Regions from separate parts of the Homo sapiens genome. Here region 1 is linked to region 2. A link is a loop called in an ENCODE intact Hi-C map of the cell type or tissue named here. Cell type or tissue: PC-9. All regions are shown on one strand. Each heading gives the region's core, and the rest is flanking DNA. Links, peaks and the distances in the headings are about the cores only.

The links. Hi-C counts contacts between places; a loop is a spot of excess contacts. Peaks named below come from ENCODE experiments on the same cell type or tissue, not always from the same donor. Only the 100,000 strongest peaks of a DNase experiment are listed, where the experiment ranks them.
Region 1: it touches region 2 in a loop (21-fold over the local background); 2 of 110 quality-filtered maps call a loop at or near these places.

Annotation. Positions count from the first base shown.
Region 1 is chr12:4,303,671-4,312,003 of GRCh38, forward strand. CCND2 (cyclin D2) reads left to right here. Exons shown (of 5, transcript NM_001759.4): 5 at 1-1,683. Among named protein-coding and RNA genes, the nearest start is that of TIGAR, 13 kb to the right of the region's middle. In PC-9, for the core only: CTCF peaks have their summits at 4,323 (motif pointing right) and 4,551; DNase peaks (open chromatin) are centred at 4,481 and 5,131; H3K4me3 peaks cover 510 bases; H3K27me3 peaks cover 3,506 bases.
Region 2 is chr12:4,999,333-5,007,665 of GRCh38, forward strand. No RefSeq gene overlaps it. Among named protein-coding and RNA genes, the nearest start is that of KCNA5, 40 kb to the right of the region's middle. In PC-9, for the core only: CTCF peaks have their summits at 3,869 (motif pointing left) and 4,069; no DNase peak of the experiment used is centred there; H3K27me3 peaks cover 233 bases.

The sequences.
Region 1 (8,333 bases), core at 254-8,253, 700 kb before region 2:
AGCCAAGAAGCCTGCAGGAGAAAGCCAAGGGCAGTTCCCTCCGCAGAACACCCCATGCGTGCTGAGAGGCGAGCTCCTTGAAGAAGGGGCTGTTCTTCCAGGAGGCCTTATTTTGAACTGCCTCAGGACCCCACTGGAGAGCACAGCATGCCTTACTACTGGGTCATCCTTGGTCTATGTGCTCTGTACTGGAGGCTCTGTTCTGCCTCTTATCAGCCAGGTCAGGGGCACACATGGCTTAAGTGACAAAGCCAGAGGAGAAGACAACCCTGACAGCATCACGCTGCATCCCATTGCTAGCAGGATTGGCAACTCTTCAGACGGAGCTGCGCTTCCCTGCAGTCTAGCACCTCTAGGGCCTCTCCAGACTGTGCCCTGGGAGCTCTGGGACTGAAAGGTTAAGAACATAAGGCAGGATCAGATGACTCTCTCCAAGAGGGCAGGGGAATTTTCTCTCCATGGGCCACAGGGGACAGGGCTGGGAGAAGAAATAGACTTGCACCTTATGTCATGTAAATAATTGATTTTCTAGTTCAAGAAGATAATATTGGTAGTGTGGGAATTGGAGGTAGGAAGGGGAGGAAGTCTGAGTAAGCCAGTTGGCTTCTAAGCCAAAAGGATTCCTCTTTGTTTATCTCTGAGACAGTCCAACCTTGAGAATAGCTTTAAAAGGGAAATTAATGCTGAGATGATAAAGTCCCCTTAAGCCAACAAACCCTCTGTAGCTATAGAATGAGTGCAGGTTTCTATTGGTGTGGACTCAGAGCAATTTACAAGAGCTGTTCATGCAGCCATCCATTTGTGCAAAATAGGGTAAGAAGATTCAAGAGGATATTTATTACTTCCTCATACCACATGGCTTTTGATGATTCTGGATTCTAAACAACCCAGAATGGTCATTTCAGGCACAACGATACTACATTCGTGTGTGTCTGCTTTTAAACTTGGCTGGGCTATCAGACCCTATTCTCGGCTCAGGTTTTGAGAAGCCATCAGCAAATGTGTACGTGCATGCTGTAGCTGCAGCCTGCATCCCTTCGCCTGCAGCCTACTTTGGGGAAATAAAGTGCCTTACTGACTGTAGCCATTACAGTATCCAATGTCTTTTGACAGGTGCCTGTCCTTGAAAAACAAAGTTTCTATTTTTATTTTTAATTGGTTTAGTTCTTAACTGCTGGCCAACTCTTACATCCCCAGCAAATCATCGGGCCATTGGATTTTTTCCATTATGTTCATCACCCTTATATCATGTACCTCAGATCTCTCTCTCTCTCCTCTCTCTCAGTTATGTAGTTTCTTGTCTTGGACTTTTTTTTTTCTTTTCTTTTTCTTTTTTTTTTTGCTTTAAAACAAGTGTGATGCCATATCAAGTCCATGTTATTCTCTCACAGTGTACTCTATAAGAGGTGTGGGTGTCTGTTTGGTCAGGATGTTAGAAAGTGCTGATAAGTAGCATGATCAGTGTATGCGAAAAGGTTTTTAGGAAGTATGGCAAAAATGTTGTATTGGCTATGATGGTGACATGATATAGTCAGCTGCCTTTTAAGAGGTCTTATCTGTTCAGTGTTAAGTGATTTAAAAAAATAATAACCTGTTTTCTGACTAGTTTAAAGATGGATTTGAAAATGGTTTTGAATGCAATTAGGTTATGCTATTTGGACAATAAACTCACCTTGACCTAAATTATCTGGCCGTTTTTGACTTATTTATAAACCAGCAGTCCTCAGAATGGAATACACTTGTCTCATGTCAGAACTGTTTCATGCCGCTGCAACATTTGGCAGTGGCATAAAAGACACATTCTAACCTGGAATGGAATCTACATGTGCCTCTGTGTTATGGCGGTACAAGTCATTGTTGACATTGCTAGGGGACGAGGGGTGCCTATGCAGCCAGCTTATAAGCTAGAAGCCTCAGTCCACCTTCAGAAGGTGGGTACATCACAGACACTATGACTGGTCCTCAGAGGATCGTCCCTGATTGTTGCCAGCTACTCATTCTGGGCTGTGAGGAAGCATCTCCTGGCATGAGAGGTACCAGAAGCCTGCGGTGCCATCTCCAGAGTCTAGGGAGTCTCTGGGAACCCTGCCCCTGCAGCTTTCCTGGCTCCTGCCTGCTGTTCTTCGTGGCTCCCACCTGATTTCTGATCCTTCCTGCACCCCTCTTCTGAGACACAGGCCACAACTACCTTTGCTGGAGTCTGGAGAAGCAGAGCCTGGGAATGGGATGTGACAGTCTCCGTACTGCTGAAATGAATTGCCAGGCCCTAGGCCCAGCTGCTCTTGGACCTTAGCTCAGACCAGCTTCTTTCCCGAGAGTGATGGGTGTGCAGAAGACAAGGGCCTAATGAACACTTTTTTGTGTGTTTTGTTTAGAAACAGGGTCTTGCTGTGTCCCCCAGGTTGGAGTGCAGTGGCACAATCCCAGCTTGCTGCAGCCTCACACTCCTGGGCTCAAGCAATCCTCCTGCCTCAGCCTCCCAAGTAGCTGGGATTACAGGCGCCCACCACCACGCCCAGTTAATTTTTTTATTTTTTGTACAGATTTTTTGTATAGCTTTGTTGCACAAGCTATAACAGACATTTTGATGTTACTGTAAAATTAATTTTTTCCAAAGTTCCTTGTCTGGAAGTCATCGAAGGCTGTTTTCCATTTTAATTCTGACCTGAGTTGTAAACAAGATTTAAAACTGGCCGTTGGGGAAGTCCAGATTAAGATATTCCAGGCTGATCTCAAGTAACTTCACTTAATAGGACTTTTAAGCTTACAAGGACCCTAGAAATTCCCCTTTGTTCCCATTCCCCTTGACATCCGCCATTCTTAGCGACAAATGGGGGTAACTTTTTTCTTGGGTTTCTGCCTAGTGAAGTCTGCTGGCCTCCTGGGAGTTTCAAGGGCCTCTGGTTGCCATTCTTAACCATCCTTGGAATTCTCTTTGGCATGACATAATGTCCAACTGGGTTCCTCTCCCTCCCTTTCCCTATCTTTTTGCTCTGTAGGATCAATGCTATATCTGTTTATAGCATGACAACTCCACTCCCTCTCTCAAATGCCACCCAGCAACACTGCTGGGCTTCCCCCATTCTGAACAATGGATGTTTTAAGGGCGGGAAGAGCAGATGAAGCACACAGCCGAGCAGTGAGAAATCTGACTGTCCCATCTACGCTCTTTCAGACCCAGATCATCTTATAACTGGAAAATCTCAAACTTGGAAGTGCCTTTCCTGAAAGTGGCCATTAAAAATGCAATGAAGACCTGGAAATCCCCGATCTTTTGTGCGTGTTCAAGGGAGTGCTTTTGTATCTCTAATGACTTTCTAAGATTTGGAGCTTTTATTTAGTATGCAGAGGTATCCCCAAAATTCACCTTCCCAGTTGGCTTAGCAGTAATACTGTCAAAATACTGACACGAAGCAAGTACTCAAAAGCTGAATATTACACCAGATTACTTCCCTGCTCTCCTGGCAATTACAGCAACAGCAAAAATGCTGTGGACAGAGTAGGGAGATTCAGAGTATCAAGGTAAGCCTAGTACTCACAGCCGATGTGTTATGTGGGGCCTGTACTGAGCCTTTAAGGAAAAGCACAGAAAAAAACAGGACACACAGGCCTATGAAATAGCAGAGAGAAACAACAGCAAATGCAAATGAGTCTGGGGGGAAATCGATGCTAAGGTGTGGGAGGGGGCCCTTGCAGAGGAACAGGTTTCCTCAAGCAAGTGAGTTTTAGGAAAACACTTTTGTTAGGAAGATCATGTGGGTCAGCATAGTTTGGAAACGGAAACAGAGTGTGACCTTTTCCAAAAATAAAAGGGATGGGAAGTAATTTTTTTTTAAATGAAGGGAAAATATTCCACACAATTTAATAGATTTTAAACAATATAAACACAGATGTTAGGCTTGTGAAACAGGATAAGCACAGCCACAAACATTGATTTGGGATTACCACCCACCTAATTTCTCATGAGGCTTAAAGAAAGAAGGCTGGACGCTTCAATATGACTGGTGGCTTTCCTTGTCTTTGGGCTCTGGGGGCCTCCCCGTGCTGGAGGGGCGGATTCCATCCGCTCGGACCACAGGCTCAGTCAAACAGAACTGGGCGGCCTGAGAAAGCAAGACCAGCGCCCCTGCCTCTGTCTCATTGTCCCCCTGAAGCTTTGAGTTTATGCTTCAAGCTTTGAGTTTACTCATTATTATGGTTTCTTTCATGCTGATTCGCTCGGAGGACCCTGGCCCTTCTGCTGCGCTCACCGCCGCCGCTCTGGTAAATGACTGTCCGCATGGTTTCAACATGCAGTTCTTCCTGCGAAGTCCACTAGGTGGTACTAATGCCACGGACAGGATCACTCACAAGGAAACCCAGAGCCAGCCGGGTGTAGGTTGCCTCTGCCCTGCACGGAAGGGAACACCTCCCTCCAGCAGACAGCACTGGAGCAGCACCCCCGCCTCCGCCATCTCCCCAGGGCAGCCTGGGGAAGGAACGTCAGGCCTTTCCCGTCCACACCTGGCGCAGTTCCCTCACCTGCTTCTCTCACTACCGCCACATCGTGACTCCATCTGGGGTGGCTGGTGCTGGTTCATCACCTTCCCTGACTCTTCAGTGACTAATCCAGAGATGGCACACTGGCAGCTTACAGACCAAATCCAGCCTGCAGACATAATTAGCTTGACTCCCACAGTGATTGAAACTGTCTTGGATTTACTTGCCAATACAAGATGAGAGCTTTCACATAAAAGTCAGGATTGTAACGACTCTTGGGAGATTTAAGTCCTGGCAACCACAGGCCCGCGAGGCCGCGAGGGCTGCAGCTGAGTGTGACTGGCCCCTTTCTCTACCCTCTGCCCACCCCACAACCGACTGAACCCGCTGCTCTCTTTTACGGCGCCTGCCAGTCGGCTTAGGGCTTACAGCTCTGCAGCCTAACCTGTGTCTGTTTTACCTCCCTGGCCAGGAAGGAGGGCCCAGTAAGTCCCAAGTGGAGTCATCCTCCTCCAACCCTCTCCACCACAAACAGACCTGGAATACTTCTTTCAGTTTGTGGACCATAACCTCTCCTTCTCAGACGAAGAAAGACCGTACTGCCTCAGTAAGCATTAAGATCTCTTTATGTCTTTATGAGTTTTTAGTTATCAGATTACCCCGGGGCTGGGCCAGATTTTTGAAATTCCTTTGAGATCCCAACATTCAGCCCCACGCCCAGGTCTGCAGGTAGGCCCAAATAAGGTGGGGTGGTAAAGATCTGCTTTTTGTTTTTTGGTTTTCTTTTCTTTTGTTTCTGGAGATAGGGTCTTCCTTTGTCTCTGAGGCTAGAGGGCAGTGGCGTGATCACAACTCACTGCAGCCTCAACTTCCCAGGCTCAAGTGATCCTCCCACCTCAGCCTCCCAAGTAGCTGGGACAACAGGCATGCACCACTACATCTAGATTGTTTTAAAAAATGTGTTATAGAAACAGTGTCTCACTATGTTGCCCTGGCTGCTCTCAAACTTTGGGCCTCAAAAGATCCTTCCCACCTCAGCCTCCCAAAGTGCTGGGTTACAGGTGTGAGCCACTGTGTCCAGACAGCTTTTCCTGCTTTTGTTTGTCTGGAGAGTCATTTTTAGTGCTCCTGGCACCATGGAGATTCCATGAGAAGACAAACCTGTGAGATTTCTATATTTGTTGAAAAAGTGCAAATCTCTGTGGCTATGTTTCGGTCAACCCATTCACTGAAAATCGCTACTCTTCATCATCCCCTTCCCACACAGGGCTCCTGGGCACTGCTCGTTTATTCAACAAATGAGGGCTGGGTACGTGCCTGGTGCTCCGTATGGGACCCCTCATTCAACAAATGTGTCTCAGTACTTGCTTTTCCAGGGATGAGATCTCTGCTCTCCTTGATCTCAAAGGCTAAAGACAGAGACAGATAAAAAGACAACTGCTACTTGGTGGTTGGCCCAGAATACAAGTGCTCTATGCTCTGCTCTGGAATGCCCCCCCGGCCACCCACTCGCTTTGTAACCTTGGGCTCATTACTTAGCCACCCAGCAACTCACAGTAAACTCAGTGACTTAGTTTTTTCATCTGTGAAATGGGGTTTTGTAGTTTTGAAAGAGCTTTCCACAAGCCTCTCCTATAATCCTTTTATAACTCTGGTGAATTTGGTACCTTGTTTTGTAGCTAAGTGAATGGAGGGTCACACGGCTCACTTGGCTTATCACAAAGAGTTAGGCTAGGACTGGATCCCAGATGTGTCTGAATTCAAATATCATGCATCTTCTGCTACACTGGGCTACTTTATTGATCCATATTTTGCTTACTGAGCATTGAGCTGAAAGAGTGAGACTTTTAGCCCAGTGTGGGCAGGAAGGTTGCAGGGGGTGGGGGGGGTTGGATGATGACATCACTTAGTGAAATCATCAGGGGATAGTTTTTTAATGAAGACAAAGTCAATGAAGAAAGTAAAGGGCCTTGTCATCTAAGGAGGAGTTTGTCAGTGAATGTACACCAAGGAAGTAGCCTTTTCTTTCCAGCGTCTTTGCCTTGCCCCTTGGCTGTTCTTCATGCTCATTCCATTCAGGTTATAAATGCGTTGCTCATAAACTCCTGGGAAGGAGCCATGGGTTCTGCTTTCCTCCCAAATCCCCAAACCTATGTCAATTAAAACAAGAATCACAGCCAGGCGCGGTGGCTCACACCTGTAATCCCAGCACTCTGGGAGGCCGAGGTGGGCGGATCATGAGGTCAGGAGAACAAGACCATCCTGGCTAACATGGTGAAACCCCATCTCTACTAAAAATACAAAAAATTAGCTGGGCGTGGTGGCATGTGCCTGTAGTCCCAGCTACTCGGGAGGCTGAAGCAGGAGAATCACCCGAACCCAGGAGGCGGAGGTTGCATTCAGCCGAGATTGCGCCACTGCCCTCCAGCCCGGGTGACACAGCAAGATTCCATCTAAAAAAAAAAAACAAAAACAAACAAACAAACAAACAAACAAAATCACATATCTAGTTTGTCCCTATTCTTCAGGGACCCACGAATATCTGTGTTATTATTATTTCTCCCCCAACGCTCCCTCCTTCCCCCACCAAGCCCAGAGAATCTCAGTCCAGAGGCAGGGAAGCCTTGCTTGTATCATCAGCCTCCCAAGCCTTTGCTATTTAAAGATTCCTTTTGTTATCCTATAGGAAGAGATATTCTTTTTCTTGGTTTTTCGTGGCCACCTTCCTTGCCCCGAAAAAAGGGACACAGGAGGAAGGGCCCAAAAACGTAGAGGAAAAATACTGTAGGAAAAAATGCTGATTAATATTTCCAAAAATATTATTTTACCATGGATGCAATGGCCTGAGGCCCTGCAAGGGTGAATGCCACACTGAGGGTCACCCAGCAATGTACAAATGAACAATGAAGGACAACTGCTGGCCTCTGCAGGCTTCCATTCATTGCTCAGCTCTGTGAGCCTCTGGACATCTTGGTGAATACCCTCAGAAAATCTTGAAGCACCACAGGTTTTAAAAGCAGTCACTCACTTATGTTTTTCATATGTCACTGTAAGCTCATCATGAAGGGACTATGGAAGATTTGCTTCCATATGGCACTGCCTAGGTATTAGGGCCAGGACACCTAGGATTTTAGGGCCTAGCGGTCTTCTCTTTTCCTTAGCATTCTGTCAGGGCTCTGGCAAGAACAAGAGGATTGGCCTTTCTAGCCAATGTCCCCCCCAGTGCTTGCTACTTGCCTGGAATATTATGGACTGTATCATACATTTCTGTATTACATACAATCATTGTGACAGAGTCAGGATGCTGTGGTGGAAAAAGGCTTAGGTAATAAGATGATCTGACTTTGAATCCCAGGGCTGCCACTTAGCTTTACAAGCTCTGAGTCTCTGCTATTCTTTTATAAAATCTCTCTGGATTATTAGAAGGATTAAATGAGGTAGTCTATGTAAAGTGCCTAATACATAGAAAGCTTTAACAAGAATCAGCTAGTCTGAACATATGCAAACACACCAAGGACCGTGTTCATTGCTTTTGAAGGCATTGTAGATGCAATGTTATTTTCCCAAAAAGTCAGGGGTGGAGGTGGATATGGGTTTTCTGTGGATCCTGATGAGACTACTATCAAGAGCACAGCAGTGAAACAAAAGCATTTACAACTCTCATAATATCCCCTTGGTGCTGCCGCCCTTCTTCCAGACAGCAATGAACTTGGGCTTGGGGAGCGTTCTCTTCCCCACTAAGTAACAGGCTAACAGGCAAGGCATGAAAAGGGATTAGAGGATGCATGTATTCAAATAAAGGGGAGTTCCCCAGAAGCACGGCAGGCTGAGAAGGCATCTTTCGACTGTCCATC
Region 2 (8,333 bases), core at 298-8,297:
AACACCAACTGATGGCCTGACAAGCATTCACTCTCATATCCATGGTGCAGTCACTGCAGCCTGGAACAAAGAGAAAACGCAGTTCTCACCTTTCGAGGACTGTGATCTGAAATCGGATGGCACATCTTCTCATGTGAAATGTGAACTTGATTCCCTCTCCATCTTTTCATTTTTCTTTCTCTTTATGTTTTTCCATTCTCAGGCTTTTTGAAAGGCAGAGGAAAGACCATTTCAGTGGAGGTTAGAAGGTATGAGTAGTAATACAGGGAGATAGAAAAAGACGAAGAAGAAATGTGACAAATAAGCATTGTGCCTCTAGACTCCACAGGACTAAGCTCTGGTCTCTGCTGGGCCACTGTGTGACTTTAGACCCAGCGCCTGCCCTCTCTGGGCATGCACTGAACAGGAGGGCTTGAATGAGGTTTCCTTTAGCCAAAACATTCTAAAATTATGAGGTTACACAATTGAGGCATGGAGGAGAGAGAACCAGCCCTTGGGTGATGCTTACCATGAATGAACAATCTAAAAAGTCCCTGAGGATGAGCATCACTTTATTTTTAATAACTAAAATAATAAGTCATTCTTCTTTTGGCTCATTCAAAATGTATTTGTCTAGTGCCAATGAGTTTCAAACCTCCAAAGCGGCTGCCTGTCATAGGTGGGGTCTTTGTGGATGGGTCGCATGCCGCACTAAATGTTATGGAATTACCAGAGCAGACTGGCACATAAGCATTTCCTGATGCCATCAATGAGGTTTCTGAGAAGTGGTTTGCTCAGGTCGCATGGCTAACTTGTGGCCCAGCCCTACAGAGGACAATTACTTCCTGCTCTCCGTGAAGCTGGGCCAGTCTTTACCCTGTGGATCAACCAGGTTTACTCAGCAGGCCCTCGTCCTCTCTGACTTGGGGATGGGGAGAGTGAAGAGCTAGTAACCTTCTCCCAACCTTTATGCATCCTGGTAGATCTGTGGCTAGGCAAAATGTGCTTCCCTCTGGAACCTGCTTCTCTGGAACACAGCTCCTAGGTGGCAGTATTGGTGAAGGGATCTACACAGCTTGCTGTGTACACTGCCTCAAGGGGCACCACTGGCGTGCATTCTGTCTGGAGGCTCCATGGTTCTGCTCTGTGCCCCCCTCACCTCTCTGGTAACGATGCTCAGGGAATTTCAGGGTCCACCTTGCTGTCCTGGGACAGAGTCCTGGTGGTGATCTGGAGGTCCAGGGCACAGAGGAAGCAGAATGCTTTTTATCTGTGTCTAGATTTCTCCTTTTTCCTCCTACTGGTAGCCCCAGCAGAAGCCACCTGGAACTTAGCTCTCCAATTCACACATTGAAAGACACTTTGAGGGGTCACCTGGATTCCTTCCCCCAACCCAGGGAGAAGATCCAGACTCATTCAATGACCACAGCCTCTGAGGGCAGAGGAGGACAAGCTGCTGCCCTCGGGTGGCCTGGACTTCCCACTCCGAGCGAGTGGCTACAGCTGCAGCAGGCTCTGCAGTCCTCTTTGCATTCACATGCTCTTCCCTCTTCCCCTCAGCAGGGGCTGTGGCCGCCTCTTTCAGGGTCAGAGAGTCCTCTGGCTCCCCTTGCAGAGGCAAGAGAAAGAGGATCACAGCATTTTCATGCTCTGGAGCAACAGTGACCTGTATATCTGGAGGCTCTGGAGAGCTATTTTGTCAAAACTGAGCAAGCATGCCACCAGTTCCTTCATCCGGCAACATTTTTGAGCACCTACTATGTGCCAGCCATTTTCCCCATGCTGAAAATGCACTTGGTCACAGCAGGAGGCCTCTGTGTATTGTGAACTCATGAATGAGACCCAGCCCCGGGAGGTGCGTACCCATGTGCTCCTGTCAATCTGGCTGATAGTGCATGGCAAAACTCAGAGCAGCAATCTCCTGGCCTTCCTCCTCTGCCCCAGTTAATTAGGGAGAATAGTGCTGTGACCTACTCACAGTGGTGAACAAGAGAAGGTTTGGGGGACTTCGAGTGCCTTAGAGAAAGAAGCACCCACCTACAAAGTGTTTCCTGCAATTGCAGCAGGAAAGGCAACTATGATGGCTTGAGCCCAGTTAAGAGCAGACACCTCAGATAAAGAAATGGGATGCTGTCTTCCCAGGGAGAGAGAAGCCTATGCCTCAGCTGGTCAGGAGAATACAGGCTTGCTGCAAGTTGGTTCTACCCAGTGTGGGCTGCTAGGGAGGTTGAGCAGTTCAGAGACATGGAGCCCCACGGCCACTGTGTCTCCTGGGAACACAAACCTGGCTCCTAGCACGAGAAGCAGCAATGGAGAAGGGAGAACTCTGTGGCTGCAGGTGCTCTGTGACTCTGCCCTCCGAGGAGCCCATGGTTGGCCTGGGAGCCTTTGCCTCGTAGAGCCTCATCCTAACATTGAGGTCATCTCCAAGCTACCGAGTGAAAGAAGTATACCCCAATGCAAGCAGCGTTAGCACCCAGCATTTGCATTCTGTGCATGGCTGCTCTTCCCATCATCGGGGGCTGAACTGCTCAGGTTCATGGACACCCACCTCGCAGCTCCCTGCTAGGGCCTAGGACAGTGCTGGTGCCTAGCCAAGTCCATTTCTGTTGCATTGAATTGAAATGAGTTAGGGGCTGAGGGGAAAAAAAAAAGAAAAAGGCTTGTGATTTGTCCCATGGAAACTCATGTTATTCTTGCCAAAATCTTTGAAAAAGAGAAGCAGAGTGTGCACATTTTTTAAGGGTTACAGTCTTGTTTTTTTTTTACATCTCAGACTTTTCACATCAGGCCTAAGAGGAGCAGGCTAATGGGTATCTTGGAGGGCTGGATGAAGGGTAGCGGGGTCATGGCCACCCCCTCTGCAGGGCAGGAACCAGAGCAACAGAAGTAACAGAGAAATAGAAGAGCCTGGACATGTGCTGGTCTTTAGGGGAATCAGGAGATGGAGGAACAGTGTGGCCCCTCCTCTTATCCTCTGGTCATGGGATGCAGTGGCCTGTGGTCAGCACGCGGCAGGCACTTCTTCATCTGGCCCTGCCTTTTTTCCTCGGCTCCAGAATGGGGAATGAGCCACCACTCTTTGTAGATTTGTTGTGAGAATACAATGAGAAGTTGTGATAGTCAACGAAGTTCTTTACGTGTGTTGATCCATCCTGGAGCTTCACTACCTTTTCCACAATACCAGGGTTTGCTCATTTTCCAAAGCCCCAGTGTCCTTATAATTGGTGGTCCCATGGGGGGAACTGCAGGAACCATGAAGCCAGTTCACCCTGTGCCAGAGCCCTGGCTTTGTCATGCACCAGCTATGTAACTGTGGGCAAGTTTACCACTCATTACAAGTTAACGTGTTAACTTGTAATCATCATACTCACTTTGCAGAAGTGCCTGGAGGACCATCTGAGCAGAGACATGTAGGCAAGCACCCAGGACAGGTTGGCTGGACTGACCTGTATCTCACATACACTCCTGGGCATGCACTGAGGCCCTCCTCTTGTTTCAACTCTTCAGGCCTGCTTCTTCAGGCAGTTTTTGGGTTAGGAACATTTACCTTCCTCATTTTGCGGAGCAGGGTGCAAGCCTGTCTTTCCAAAAGGTGACGTTGCCTGGGTCAGAACACGCAGAGCGCTGGGAGCCCTTAGTTTGGGCGTCCCCACTGCAGGGACAGCCAAGGAAGTGAGGACAACTCCTGTTTCAATCTTCATACCCTGGGTGAGGATACGGAACTTGCATTTTATGCCTTTTCTCTACTTGGTACCTCAGTGGCGACCTCTGAGTTAGAGGTGTCACAACAGGGCCAGTTAGTTTCTGTTCATCAGGAAGCCCAAGGTGCCTTTGGAGCCCGGGTGGCAGAACTGACTGGCGTTGGCTGAATCCATGGGTCGCCTCTGTCCTCTAGTGGCGAGAGAGGGAAAGGCATTGGCCACTCCGGGCCAGGCTTGCCAACCAGATTCAATTGCCTTTGAGTGATGGTGTGTATTTGGTCACCTGGAAACCTAGCAGCACCAGGCAGCACAAACCCAAGCAAGGCCAACACACAGAAGTCATCACAGAACACATTCCAGGCCTGGGGTAGAGGGTTTCACTCACCTGTTTATTTGTTCATTCATTTATTCATTCAACAAATATTTATGGAGTGTCTGCTATGTGTGGGCATGGCTCTAGGAAGTAGATCAAGACAGTGATCAAAACAGGCAATGAGGCAGTGACGTCATTGGCAAGATGGCAGAAAAGGACTTTTCAGCACTTGCCCCTTCACTGAAACATGAATTTGAACAACAATCTGTGCACGAAAATACCTTCAGAAGAGCTCAGGAATCTGGGTGATAGATTACAGTACCTGATTAGTCAGTGTGGCGATTCCTCAGGGATCTAGAACTAGAAATACCATTTGACCCAGCCATCCCATTACTGGGTATATACCCAAAGGACTATAAATCATGCTGCTGTAAAGACACATGCACACGTACGTTTCTTGCGGCACTATTCACAATAGCAAAGACTTGGAACCAACCCAAATGTCCAACAATGATAGACTGGATTAAGAAAATGTGGCACATATACACCATGGAATACTATGCAGCCATAAAAATAATGAGTTCATGTCCTTTGTAGGGACATGGATGAAATTGGAAATCATCATTCTCAGTAATCTATCACAAGGACAAAAAACCAAACACCGCATGTTCTCACTCATAGGTGGGAATTGAACAATGAGTACACATGGACACAGGAAAGGGAACATCACACTCTGGGGACTGTTGTGGGGTGGGGGGAGGGGGGAGGGATAGCATTAGGAGATATACCTAATGCTAAATGACGAGTTAATGGGTGCAGCACACCAGCATGGCACATGTATTCATATGTAACTGACCTGCACATTGTGCACATGTACCCTAAAACTTAAAGTGAAATAATAATAATAAAATAAAATGAAATAAAATAAAAAAGAAAAGACACATTGAAGGCAGTAGGAAGGACAGCTTCAGATTACCTGTGTCCTCACACCCCCAAGCCTATGCAGGGCATCACCGAGAGATACCTTCTACGTGGAGGAAAGAGAGCGAAGTGACCGCCAGTTTCACTGTGGACCCTAGTGCTAGGCTAGCCCTTATGAATCCAGGATCCTGGAGTCTAATAATGTTAACAGAAAAACATTAAACAGATTAAATTTAATAGAGTTTAATTGAGCAAATAACAAAAATTCATGAATCAGTCAGTCCTCAGACCAAATAGGTTCAGAGAACTCCAGGCTGCAACATGGTCAGGTAGCATTTATGGACAGAAAATGGAAGGGAGGTGCAGAGACCAGTTGATGGGTTATGGCTTCATTTGTCTTATTTGAGCATGTTCTTATCAGTTGGCCCCCTGCAACTGACTGAAGCTCAGCTGCTGAGACTGGCTGAGACTCAGTTACCTGTTATAAAATTATACTCCTAAGTTAGGCTTGCAGTTAGTTTCCATCCTATGTTAGGTTGAAGTTAATTAAAGAGGGACTCAAAGTGCAGAGGCATTGTCAGACCAAATTTAATTTAATTTAACAATAGAGTGGTTAAGCGTATTTGGGGGGGAAAAAGATCCAACTATATGCTGCCTAAAAGAGAGTCACTTCAGCTTTAAAGATACATATAGGTTGAAAGTGAAGAGATGGAAAAAGGTATTCCATACAAATGGTAACCAAAAAGGGGAGTGGGGTGGTTATTCCAAAATCAGATAAATTAGATTTTAAGTGAAAAACTGTCACAAGAAATAAAAAAGTTTTATCCTACGTATAATGATAAAGGGATAAACTCATCAAAAGCATATAACAATGATAAATACGTATGCACCCAACATTAGAGCACCTAAGTACATAAAGAAAATATTTTAAAAATTAAAGGGGGAAATAGACAGAAATACAATAATAGTAGGAGACTTCCATACTTCACTTTCAACAATGAATAGATCTTCCAGATGGAAAGTCAGTAGGAAACGGTGGACTTGGACAACACTATAGACCAAATGGACCTAACAGGCACATACAGAACATTCCATCCAACAGCAGCAGAATTATGCACACACAGAGAGCATTATGCAGAATAGAGGGAGACATCACACTACCTGATTTCAAAATATTCTACAAAGCAATAGTAATCATGACAGTATAATACTGGCATGAAAATAGACATATAGACCAATGGAACAGAATAGAGAACCCAGAAATAAATCTATTCATTTTCAGTCAATTGCTCTTTGACAAAGTTGCCAAGAATATACAAGGTGGGAAATATATTCTTTTCAATAAAGTGTGTGGGAACAACTGGATATTCACATGCAGAAGAATAAAACTGAACCATTTTCTCACACCATATAAAAAATCAACTCAAAATGCATTAAAAACATAAAAGTAAGATGTGAAACTACTAGAAGAAAACATAGAGAAAAAGTTTTTTGACATTCATCTGGGCAATGATTTTTTGGATATGACCAGAAAAGCACAGGCAACAAAAGCAAAAATAAATGGAATTGCATAAAACTAAAAAGCTTCTGGGCTGGGCACAGTGGCTCACACCTGTAATCCCAGCACTTTGGGAGGCCTAGGTGGGTGTATCACCTGAGGTTAGGAGTTCGAGACCAGCCTGGCCAACATGGTGAAACGCCGTCTCTACTAAAAATAAAAAAATTAGCTGGGCCTCGTGGCAGGTGCCTGTAATCCCTGCTACTTGGGAGGCTGAGGCAGGAGAATTGCTTGAACCCAGGAGACAGAGGTTGCAGTGAGCTGAGATTGCGCCATTGCACCCTAGCCTGGGTGAAAAGATCGAAACTCCATCAAAACAAACAAACAAAAAAGCTTCTGTAAAGCAAATAAATAATTGACAGATTGAAAGAGACACCTATAAAGTGGGAGAAAATATTTTCAAACCATACATCTGACAAGAAGTTAATATTCAGGCTATATCAGAAACTCAACTTAAGGCTGGGTGCAGTGGCTCATGCCTGTAAACCCAATACTTTTGGAGGCTTAGGAGGATGGATTCCTTGAGTCCAGGTGTCTGAGATCAGCCTGGGCAACATGGTGAAACCCCATCTCTACAAAAATTACAAAAATTAGCTGGGCATGGTGGTGCATGTCTGTAGTCCCAGCTACTTGAAAGGATGAGGTGGGAGGATCACTTGAGCCCCGGAGGCAGAGGCTACAGTGAGCCAAGTTCAATCCACTGCACTCCAGCCTGGGTGACAGAGTGAGACTGTCAAAAAAACAAAACAAAACAAGAACAAAAAACAAAAAACAAAACAAAAACAAAAACAAAAAAACAAAAGCAAAAACAAACAAACAAAAAACCCACAACCCCCCCCAAAAGAAACAACTCAACTCAATAGCAAGAAAACAAATGATCTGATTAAGAAAATAGGCAAAGTACTTGAATAGATATCTTTCAAAAGAAGACACACAAATGGCCAAGAGATATACAAAAAAATGCTCACTATCACTTATCATGAGAAAAATGCAAATCAAAATTACAATGGGATATTACCTTACACCTTACACCTAAGAATGGCTATGATAAAAAAGACAACTGCCCTGGCCAACATGGTGAAACCCCACCTCTACTAAAAATACAAAAGTTAGCTGGGCTTGGTGGCACGTGCCTGTAATCCCAGCTACCTGGGAGGCTGAGGCAGGAGAATTGCTTGAACCCGGGAGGTGGAGGTTACAGTGAGCTGAGATCGCACCACTGCATTCCAGCCTGGGTGACAGAGCGACACTCCATCTCAAAAAAAAAAAAAAGAAAAAAACTAAATATTGGCTGAGATGTGGAAAAATGGAAACCCTTATACACTGTTGGTGAGAATGCAAATTAGTACAATCGTTATGAAAGACAATATGAAAGTTTCTCCACAAATTAAAAAGAGGACTACCATATAATCCAGAAAACCCTCTTCTGGGTATATGTCCAAAGGAAATGAAATCAGTATGTCAAAGAGACATCTGTATTCATGTGTTCATTGCATTATTCACAATAGCTAAGACATGGAACCTAAGTGTCCATCAACAGATGAATGGATAAAGAAAATATGGTATGCATATGTATGTGTGGGAGGGTAAACATATATGTGTGTGTGTAGTCACACACACACTGAAATATATTTCAGCCTTAAAAAGGAAGGACATGCTACAACATGAATCAAACTTGAGGTCATTATGCTAAGTGAAATAAGCCAGTCGCAAAAAGATAAATATTGTGTGATTCCACCTATATAAAGTACCTAGCCTAGTCAAATTCATACAGACAGAAAACAGAATGCTAAAGGGCTGAAGAAAGGAGGGTATAAGGAATTATATTTTAATGAGTATAATGTTTTAGTTTTAGTTA